Regions from separate parts of the Homo sapiens genome. Here region 1 is linked to region 2. A link is a loop called in an ENCODE intact Hi-C map of the cell type or tissue named here. Cell type or tissue: CD14-positive monocyte. All regions are shown on one strand. Links, peaks and the distances in the headings refer to the core of each region. The heading gives the core; the rest is flanking DNA.

Region 1 (5,377 bases), core at 122-5,121, 58 kb after region 2:
AGTATTCCATATATAAATGCCACATTTTCTTTACCCATTCATCTACTGATGGGCATTGAGGTGGGCTCCATATCTTGGTTATTGTGAATAGTGCTGCAATGGACGTGGGAATACAAATGTCTCTTCAGCAGACTGATTTGATTTCCTTTCCTTCAGATATACACCCAGTAGCGGAATTAGAGCATGACATGGTTTGGCTGTGTCCCCACCCAAATCTCATCTTGAATTGTAGTTCCCATAATCCCCACGTGTCATGGGAGGGACCCAGTGGGAGTAATTGAATCATGGGGGCGGTTACCTCCATGCCATTCTTGTGATAGTGAGTTCTCACGAGATATGATGGTTTCACAAGGGGCTTTTCCCCTTTGCTCATCTCTCATTCTCCCTCCTTCCACCTTGTAAAGAGGTGCCTTCCACCATGATTGTAAGTTTCCTGAGGACTCCCCAGCCATGTGGAACTGTGAGTCAATTAAACTTCTTTTCTTTGTAAATTACCCAGTCTCAGGTGGGTGGGTAATTTCTTTATAAATTACCCAGTGTGAGAATGGACTAATGCAGAGCATGTGGTAGTTCCATTTTTATTTTTTTGACGAACCTCCACACTATTTTCCATAATGGCTATACTAATTTACATTCCCATCAGAAAATATCTTATTAACGTATTTGTTGGGCTGCTTTCACATAGATCAGATGACGGTGACTTAGACAAGACAGAAGGTTTATTTTTCCTGCACATAAAAGCCCAAGCAGACATTAGGTGGGGCTGTGGGGTGAGTGGCTCTGTTGTGTGAGGTCAGCCTGCAGCCCGCCTCCTCCACGTGGCTCTGCTGCGCCCAGGGTGCTGTCTTCCTCTGCATGGTCAAAGGCAGTGCACTTGCTCATGTCCATGCTGCAGTCCTCAGAAAGGGAAAGGGGTCAAGGACAAGCAGTGTCTTTTCAGAAGCGTCCTGGGAGCTCAGGTCCACACTGGCCAGTGTGGGACCTCTCACACTGGCCAGTGAGAGAGGCTGGCCTTGTAGTCACCAGTGCGTGGCCAGTCAAACCCAGGGGGCTTCAATTCCAAAAGAAAAAAGGGAACTGGATGACAGGGAACCAGCAGCAGTGGCTGCCACAGACAGCTCTGCCGAGCTGGGAGGAAGCTGGAGGAGCGGAGCGGGCAGAGGGGCAGAGGGAGTGGTCAAGAGAGACGCTGAGGTCCCAACAGTAAGAGATTGTACTAGAGGGAGATCTCAGAGAAGGTGGGCACTGTAGGGCACAGACGGAGACCTTGGCCTTGGACAGGACGAAGGCGGGAAGCAGGAAAGAATGGAAAATAGCAGGAGGTTTGCAGGTCTGGCAGCCACCAGTAACAGCCATTTTCTGTGTAAGATAGGAATCCGAGTCTTCTGCTGTGATTGAGTGGGAGGGGGAGTGGCTTGGTGTCTGAGAAGGGGGACAGTTTGAAACAGTCCTTGCTAAGAGGGGTGATCAGGAACCTACTTGCTGGTGGTGGGACGCCACCCTGGGAATCTCACCAAAGCTTGGCAGGATTGAGGGGCAGGTGAAGTTGGTTACCATGGTATATCATAGCCCTGACCTTGGGGGCTGGAAGATTTCAGTTAGGGATGCAAAGCAATTCAAGTAAAAGTTTTGAGAAAGTAGACAACTGAGTTTCTCCAAAGTCCCTATGAGGACAGAAATGAGGATGCTTTCACTGGAGCGATGACACAATTATTTCAGTAAGTCTCCCAGAGTGCGGTAGAAGAAAACGCTTTGTGTTTGCAATAATAGATCTGGGGAAAAGGACTGATGAGAACCAACATTTCCATGAAGTCACACTGACATTTTTTATTCGTTAGACTTTGTCAACCAACGCATGCACTTTTCTGAACAGCAAGCATCATTCACGAATGCAGAACAAAAACAGATAGGTTTTATTGGTTTCAGAAAGACATGGCGAGATGAGCAGCAGGCAGCTTGCTCGTTCCATGCAGTGGAGGAGGAAGAGGCTGGGCCCCTGCTGTGTGGGGGCAGCCCGGGAAGGACATGGTCACCAGCCTTGGGTCATCAGTAATTAGTGAGCGTCACGGGTAAAGAGTTTTATAGTCAGTAATAGTTTTCTGTAAATGAAAATTGCTTCTCCTCACTGGGCAATTTAGTTATATCTAAGTTAATCCAGGAAAGTCTTATTCATATTAACTATGACACATATGAGTCAATGAGTGTCACCCGGAGACTTAAAGAGGAACTGGTGTCCTTTCAGTTCTAGAACAGCTGGCTGCAGTGGCCGGGTGTTTGGAGGTTGTTTATGCTGTTTCAGCCATCTCCAGGAGAGGCTAACGGGTAACTGGTGGTAGGATTGGAGTCAGGGGCGCTATCTTCCACCGGCCTTTCTCCTCCCAGATTGAACCAAGTTCATCAACTACATGTCATGTACAGCTGGAAGGGTTTCCTTTCCCTCATGGGCAACTTGTTTACTCATTTAGTTTCCACATAGAACCGGGTTCTGAAGAAGTGATTATTACAGTCACGGCAATAACTTTAATGATGACAACGACTTTTTCCTTCAATTAGGTCCCCACTGAGGTCTTTGGTAATTTTCCACAGGGAGATTAGTAAGGGAGAGGAAAATTTTCACCTGCTTGTAAAATGTATTCTGAAGTCTGAATATCTTCATGAATTTAAGCCTGTATTTTGCAGCATGTGGGTTTTCCCAGAAAGGCTTAGAACAGCAACAACAAAAATGTTGCCTTTTGAAGCCCGGTAGAACATATGCTATTTAAATTTAGACCAAGCTGGAGAATGATTGTCCACATACTCCAGTGGCAGCAGGTGCTCCTGGGCATCCCTACATGGCGACTGGGCACCCCTGCAAGGCGTCCCCAGGAGACGCACATGAGCAGTTTACTCCCCAGCTCTGCCCTGTCTTTTGTCCTCAGCTGGGCCATTTATTGATGATAATAGCACCGTGCATTTATGTAGTAACTTAGAATTCCATCACAGTGCCACAGCAGTGTAGGATATTTGTGTCGGGGGAAAAATATGACATTCACCATTTTACTATGGATGCAGTGACCCCAGCCATTCATTTCTTGGGGAGAATTAAGTGAACTGCATCAAGTCTCCGAGCAGGGAATGGAAAATGAGTATCAGTGGAGTGTGAGTTAATCTATTTGCCAGACGCTGTGTATTTCACTGGCTGCATTAACAGTACACATGAGTCACAAATACCATAGAGATAGATGCAGATTTTTTTTCTTTTTTGGAGATGGAGTCTTGCTCTGTCACCCAGGCTGGAGTGCAGTGGCACAATCTTGGCTCACTACAACCTCTGACTCCCGAGTTCAAGCAATTCTCCTGCCTCAGCCTCCCAGGTAGCTGGGATTACAGGCGTGCGCCACCACACCCAGCTAATTTTTGTGTTTTTAGTAGAGACGGGGTTTCACCATGTTGGCCAGGCTCGTCTTGAACTCCTGACCTCAAGTGATCCTCCCGCCTCGGCCTCCCAAAGTGCTGGGATTACAGGTGTGAGCCATTGCACCTGGCCTCTGTCTACTCTCTTAACTGTTCTGAGCCAACTTCCACCAGCTTTGCCCAGGGAGAGCCACACCTGTCTCAAGCCATGCAGGGGTACAGATCAATCAGTGTCAACTCCTGCCCAGCCTAGAGTTGTGGGGAGATATAGCCCAGGGTCTACCTTTGACTAGTGGTGGACAGGAGCTAGTAGATACACTGTTTTGCCATCTTTCCCCAGGAGAACAGTTCTGAGACTATTTTCATAAGGTTTCTCTGAGGGTCCTGGCAAACGGATCCGCCTGGCCAATTCAGTAACAATCTTTGTACTGGCTTTTATGACCATATCTCCCACCCTGACTTCTGCTTGCTGGGCTTACACCCCCATCTACTCTGCCTTCAGCAGCCTTTCTAGGCTCTGCCTAGACAGAGAGTCACTTTAAGAAAAAATCCACTTAATTGCTACTTCTAACAACACTTTAATTTCCTACCCACAAAAATTAAATTTTAATATTTCATAATGAGCTCATCAATTATGCTTCACTGTCTCATAATAACACCCGCTGGAATTTTGCCCGGAATGATTAAATAGCATATCTACCTATGAACCATGCAGGGCAGGGTGGGGCAGTGGAAGGAAGATGGACTTTGAGGTTTCCAGTCCAGCCCCAGTCATTACTAAATATGTGTTCCTGGGCAACTCGCTTAACCTCTCTGAGTCTTTCTCAGCCTCGTGTGTGAAATGGCTGTAATATAATAAAACTAGAGATTAATGACAAATGAAAAGGCAAAAAGACCTTTCACCTGGAAATTTAAAAGCCTCTAATAACTCTTAAGTCAATAAAGAAATATAAAACGAAGTTCAGAATGTCTTGAAAATAAGGATGAGGTTGGGCATGGTGGCTCACACCTGTAATCCCAGCACTTTGGGAGGCTGAGGCAGGCAGATCATGAGGTTAGGGGTTTGAGACCAGCCTGACCAACATGGTGAAACCCCGTCTCTACTAAAAACACAAAAATTAGCCGGGCATGGTGGCAGGCACCTGTAATCTCAGCTACTCAGGAGGCTGAGGCAGGAGAATCGCTTGAACCTGGGAGGTGGAGGTTGCAGTGAGCCAAAATCACGCCATCGTACTCCAGCCTGAGCAACAGAGTGAGACTCCGTCTCAAAAAAAAAAAAATTAGAAAAAAAAAGAAGGATGAAAACACAACACATCAAAATGTGTGTGATGGAAAGCTAAAACTTACAGGAAAATTATAATATTTAATGCTTGTATCAGTAAAAATTTAAAAATAAAAACGAGTGAGTTAAATACCCAACACAAAATAGAAAACAGACATACAAGAGAGGACAAAAGTTTACTCCTTTGAAAATTCAAAGAAAATGGACAACCCTCTGGAAAGATTGCTCAAAGAAAAAAGATTATTTATAAAAACATAAATAAGACTAAGAATGAGAAAAAGACAAAAGTACAAAGTCAGCAAAAATGTAAAATATTTATAGTAAGAGAAGATGATAAAAACTTTAGGCCAGTAAACATGAAAACGTAGGTTAAATGGGTAAAATCATAGAAAAAATTTAAACTTGTCAAAACTAACTAGAGAAGAAATAGAAAGTGTAATGCTCCCTGTTAATGATAGCACAGTCCCAACAAGAATATCAAATTGTTTTTTCTGCAACTGGACAAGTTGATCATAAAAGTCCTTTAGAAGAAGTAAAGAGCAAAGAATTGTCAGGAAAATTCCATCCCAAAAAACAAATGAAATACTTGGGGGTTGGCTAGCCCACTATAGCGCCTCTGTAGTGAAATCTATATGGGCTGGGCACGTGGCTCATGCCTCCAATCTCAGCACTTTGGGAGGCCGAGGTAGGAGGATCACTTGA
Region 2 (5,377 bases), core at 184-5,183:
ACGAGCCCTATTATGAACTGCGCATGTGAGGGATCTAGGTTGCACGCTCCTTATGAGAATCTCATGTCTGATGATCCGAGGCAGAACAGTTTCATCCCGAAACCAACACCCCCAGCCCCCGGCTGTGGAAAAATTGTCTTCCACAAAACTGGTCCCTGATGCCAAAAAGGTTGAGGACCACTGCTATAACTCACTTTCTTCTAAAAATCAAAGGGGATCAGAATATGCCACCCTGGCTGGGCTGGGTGGCTCACACCTGTAATCCCAGGACTTTGGGAGGCCGAGGTGGGTGGCCCACCTGAGGTCAGGAGTTCAAGACCAGCCTGGCCAACATGGTGGAACCCCGTCTCTACAAAAATGCAGAAATTAGCCGGGCATGATGGCGGGTGCCTGTAATCCCAGCTACTTGGGAGGCTGAGGCGGGAGAATCACTTGAGAATCACTTGAACCCTGGAGGCAGAGGTTGCAGTGAGCCAAGATTGCGCCATTGCACTCCAGCCTGGGTGACAGAGCAAGACTCCGTCTCAAAAAACAAAACAAAACAAAAAGAATGCCCACCCTAAAATGTGCCATTTTGACATAAGGAGTATTTGTAGCTGAAGGCAATTGAGAAAAAGCAGATGCAGGAAGAGCTCTCTGCCTGTCCCTACCTGCCTAAAAGCAGAGTGTACATTTTCCCTGGGAAGCTGTCCCCCTCTGTATTGTACCAGGAAGGGAGAACCACCTTTGTCATGGAGATAGCGCTGAGATGAATCTGCATAAACAAACCTAACTAAATACCCCTTACCTTCCATCATTTCCCCCATATTCGTACAGTTTACAGCCCCTCCAGGCCCATACTTCTTTTCCTGTCTCGTCACTTCTCCACACCTTATTGCTCTTTGTTAAAATGCTACATAATCCCCCCAAGTTTAACCACTTCTTTGCGTCTTCATTTCTTTTCTATGAAAGCCTCTGGGCATGAAAAAATGAAAACATTAACATCAAATAAATTTCAGCAGGCCGGGTGTGGTGGCTCACACCTGTAATCCCAGGACTTTGCAAGGCTGAGGAGGGTGGATCACTTGAGGTTGGGAGTTTGAGATCAGCCTGGCCAACATGGTGAAACCCCATCTCTACTAAAAATATAAAAAATTAGCCGGGTGTGGTGGTGCACACCTATAATCCCAGCTACTCAGGAGGCTGAGGCATGAGAATCACTTGAACCCAGGAGGTGGAGGTTGCAGTGAGTTGAGATTATGTCACTGCACTCCAGCCTGGGTGACAGAGTGAGACCCTGTCTCGAAAAATAAACATAAATAAAATTTGGATGCTTTTTCTCCTGTTAATCTGCTTTTGTCAATCTAATTCATGTGCCCTAGGAACAGAATATAAGAATGTAGAGGAAGGTTTTTTCCTTCCCTACAATTTTCTCTAATTAGATGAAAGATTGATGTTCCTATCATTTAATCTGATCTGGAAGATTTTGTGATATGATAAATGAGTTTGGGAAAGAAACATTCAATTTATCACCATAGCATGGATCCAATTTGGAAGATTCTTCCTAGTCCTAGTTGTAGTCTCCCCAGCACCTCAAGAATATTCATTTCCTGGCTGGGCACAGTGGCTCACCCCTGTAATCCCAGCACTTTAGGAGGCAGAGGCAGGCAGGAGTTCGAGACCAGCCTGGCCAACATGGTGAAACACCATCTCTACTAAAGATAGAAAAAATGAGCCAGACATGGTGGGGCATGTCTGCAATCCCAGCTACTCAGGAAGCTGAGGCAAGAGAATCGCTTGAACCCAGGAAGCGGAAGTTGCAGTGAGCCAAGATTGCCCCATTGCACTCAAGCATGGGTGACAGGGCGAGACTCCATCTCAAAAAAAAAAAAAAAAAAAAAGAATATTAGTTTCCTGCCTCTAGAGGCAAACAGATAAGAGACATTTCCTAACTGCAGAGACTTGCAAGTTTAAAACAAACAAACAAAAGCAACATGAATGCCGTTCTTCCTTGGGGGATTTTCTTCCCATCTGCCAGGTGATTCACCGCCTGGCTTCTGTTCTGTCTGTACTAATTGGTCATCGCTTGCTGATAGGAACCAAGCCCTTATTCCTGATCCTGGGGAGGAGAAAATATGAAAGTGTGAGAAGGAAGTGGCTTAATGCTTTCTCAAAAAGAGGTTGGGGAGGAACCGAAACAGTAAGCCAGGGAGTCGTCACCATGCCTTTGTCCTCCTCCTCCTCGTCATCACCGTGATACCTGCTTGTGTTCACCATGCCCAGCACCAAAGCAGTTACTTCATATGCTTCATCTTGCGGCCACAGGGGATCAATATCCCTCTTGGAACACCACCTCTATCCAGGACACCAAGACGACAGTTCCAGGGACCAGCAATGTCCAGTGTGCTAATGTGTGTCTTCCTGTCTATGGAGAAGAGGAGATTCCAAGTGGTTACCAGGCCCAAAGAGAAGATGAACCAACTCAGGGCCATTTTTGGCTTCTCAGAAAAGATGAAGAGTTCCCAGAAATAATTAATTCACTCATTCAACAAATATTCAGAGCACCTGTAATGTGCAGGTACTGTGTGTGACAGGTGCAGGGTTACAGGGATGAACTAGTCAGAGATGGTCCTTCCCTCACTAGAAATGGAGTCAGCCCTGGTGGGGCACGGTGGCTCACGCCTGTAATCCCAGCACTTTGGGAGACCAAGGCGGGCGGATCACCTGAGGTCAGGAGTTCGAGACCAGCCTGGCCAACATGGTGAAACCCTGTCTTTACTAAAAATACAAAAATTAGCCAGGCATGGAGGCAGGCTCCTGTAATCCCAGCTCCTCGGGAGGCTGAGGCAGGAGAATCGCTTGAACCCGGGAGGCAGAGGTTGTAGTGAGCCGAGATTGTGCCACCGCACCCCAGCATGGCGACAGAGTGAGACTCTGTCTTAACAAACAAACAAACAAACAAACAAACAAAAAATTTGAGATTTTTAAAGCAGTTTTTTTAAGATCATCAGCTATTGTTATTGTTAGTGTATTTTCTGTGTGGCCCAAGACAATTCTTCTTCTTCCAATATGGCCCAGGGAAGCCAAAAGATTGGACACCCCTGCTCTAAACCCAGGAAAAGATCGAAGATTATAGAGGACTGTGACACACAAGAGCCTAGCTGCTACCTGTTGCTGGAGCTAACAAAAGTGTGAGACTTGGGCCGGGTGCGGTGGCTCACACCTGTAATGCCAGCACTTTGGGAGGCTGAGGTGGGTGGATCACCTGAGGTCAGGAGTTTGAGACCAGCCTGGCCAACGTGGTGAAACCCCATCTCTACTAAAAATACAAAAAAAATTAGCCAGGCATGGTGGTGGGCGCCTGTAGTCCCAGCTACTTGGGAGGCTAAGGCAGGAGAATTGCTTGAACCTGGGAGGTGAAGGTTGCAGTGAGCCGAGTTCGTGTCATTGCACTCCAGCCTAGGCAGCAAGAGCAAAACTCTGTCTCAAGTTTTCAGCTGTGCAGAACTGCTCGTGGGCTCATGTGGCTCCCTTCCTCGGGACATCTTCAAAGCCAGCAATGTTGTATCTATCAGGAAGGAAAACCTTTCCTCTACCCTCTTAGGTTCAGCAGCTGGGGTCCACAAATCAGACTGACAAGAGACAGATTAACAGAGGAAAAGGCATACAAATTTTATTTGATGTTCATATCTCAACAGAGGTTGCAATCGAGGAAGAGGCATAGGAAGGCATGTGCCACTGGGGACACAGGGGGGCCCAGGGAGAAGCCACAGCTTCTGGAGACACGGGGCTATGTTCTCTCTAGGAGAAAGAAACGAGTCACCAGGGTTGGGGACTCACCGCTAAGGGGTGTGGCTGAGCCCACTGCCTCTGACATGGCCATGGGGGATGTGCTGTCTGCTTGGAGTGTCACCTGAGGTGGCCATTCAGCAGCCTTCCTGCTGATACTCTCCACCCAGTGGCCACTGCTCCTTGTGGCACCGCTAGAAGACTGTGGAGTCCTGGGCCCCACTCCAGAGGAAGCAGAGTTCGGGAGTTCCCTAACTTCTTCCTGCAGATGTTGGAACAGCTGAAAGAGAAAATGAGGGAGATGAATGGCTGATTATTTGGATTTTGACCTCCTAGATCCTATACACCTTCAGATACCAGAATAAAAAGGCTCTTAGTGGAGCACACAGGCAAGGGACAAGAATGTGTTTGCCCAAGGACTGGCTGTGCACGGAGCAAGCTTTAAACTGCATATTGCAGAGAAGGGAGGACGCTCTGGGGAGTCCATGGCTTGGGTTGCTGTGGAGGACAGCCGTACAGCGTAGAAAGTCCTAGAAGATGGGAAGGGCCTGGTGATTCCTGTGGGGAACAGTTAGGGCAGAGGTCAAAAATAACATGTGTGGCCCAGAAGTAGGGACTCACCGGTCAGAGGTTTCAGAGGTTGTGGAATGAGACTAAGAATGAAGTAGGTGGAGGAAGATGGTGCCCCATTCAAAACGGGGAGACCCAACCGTGAGTCTAAGGCAAGTGGGACAAAGAGGGACTTACAGTGACCACGAGAGAAGGACAGAAGTTCTGCTGTTATCAGAGCAGACCTGGACACAGGAGGAATTCTGTCCTGATTTAGACAGAGCTCCCTGGATGGGCAGTGGTATGATTTGGTTGTGTCCCCACCCAAATCTCATATTGAATTGTAGCTCTCATAATCCCCACATGTCATGAGAGGGACCCAGTGGAGATAATTTAATCATGGATTGGCTTCCCCCATCCTGTTCTCATGATAGTGAATAAGTCTCACAAGATCTGATGGTTTTATAAAGGGCAGTTCCCCTGCACACACCCTCTTGCCTGCTGCCATGTAAGATGTGCCTTTGCTCCTCCTTCACCTTCTGCCATGATCGTGAGGCCTCCCCAGCCATGTGGAACTGTGAGTCCATTAAACCTCTTTTTCTTTATAAATTACCCAGTCTCTGGTATGTCTTTACTAGCAACATGAGAACAGACTACTACAGGCAGAGAGCAGAGTCCTGGAGTGAGGCATCTGCCGAGAGCTGCTGTTTATCAGAATCAGATTCCCTCACCCACCTGTGTCCATGGAGCAACAGCTATAAGCCAGGCACTGTCACACATGCTGGGGTCACAGTGGTGAACAAGAGAGGCCTCATGATCCTTTTCCCCCAAGAGCTGACATGTGGATGCAGGAGACAAGCAAAAGCCAAAACCAAACAAGTCAACAGACCAATAAATGCAATGATTGCAAGTTAGCTCAGGTATTCTGAAGAAACAAGGGACTAAGATGGGGAAAGATTGAGGGGGACCTACAGAAGGAAAGGTCAGCAGGGGAAGCCCTTGGAGGATGTGAATTTCACCCTGAGACCTAAAGCAAGAGAAGAAGCTAGCTAAGCAAACG

The links. Peaks named below come from ENCODE experiments on the same cell type or tissue, not always from the same donor. Only the 100,000 strongest peaks of a DNase experiment are listed, where the experiment ranks them.
Region 1: it touches region 2 in a loop (4-fold over the local background); 1 of 110 quality-filtered maps calls a loop at or near these places.

What each region holds. Positions count from the first base shown.
Region 1 is chr1:8,281,196-8,286,572 of GRCh38, forward strand. All of the region lies in intron 1 of LINC03154 (long intergenic non-protein coding RNA 3154), which reads left to right. Among named protein-coding and RNA genes, the nearest start is that of LINC03154, 25 kb to the left of the region's middle. In CD14-positive monocyte, for the core only: no CTCF peak of the experiment used is centred there; a DNase peak (open chromatin) is centred at 2,226.
Region 2 is chr1:8,223,050-8,228,426 of GRCh38, forward strand. No RefSeq gene overlaps it. Among named protein-coding and RNA genes, the nearest start is that of LINC01714, 17 kb to the left of the region's middle. In CD14-positive monocyte, for the core only: no CTCF peak of the experiment used is centred there; DNase peaks (open chromatin) are centred at 2,102 and 3,872; H3K4me3 peaks cover 1,298 bases; H3K27ac peaks cover 1,598 bases.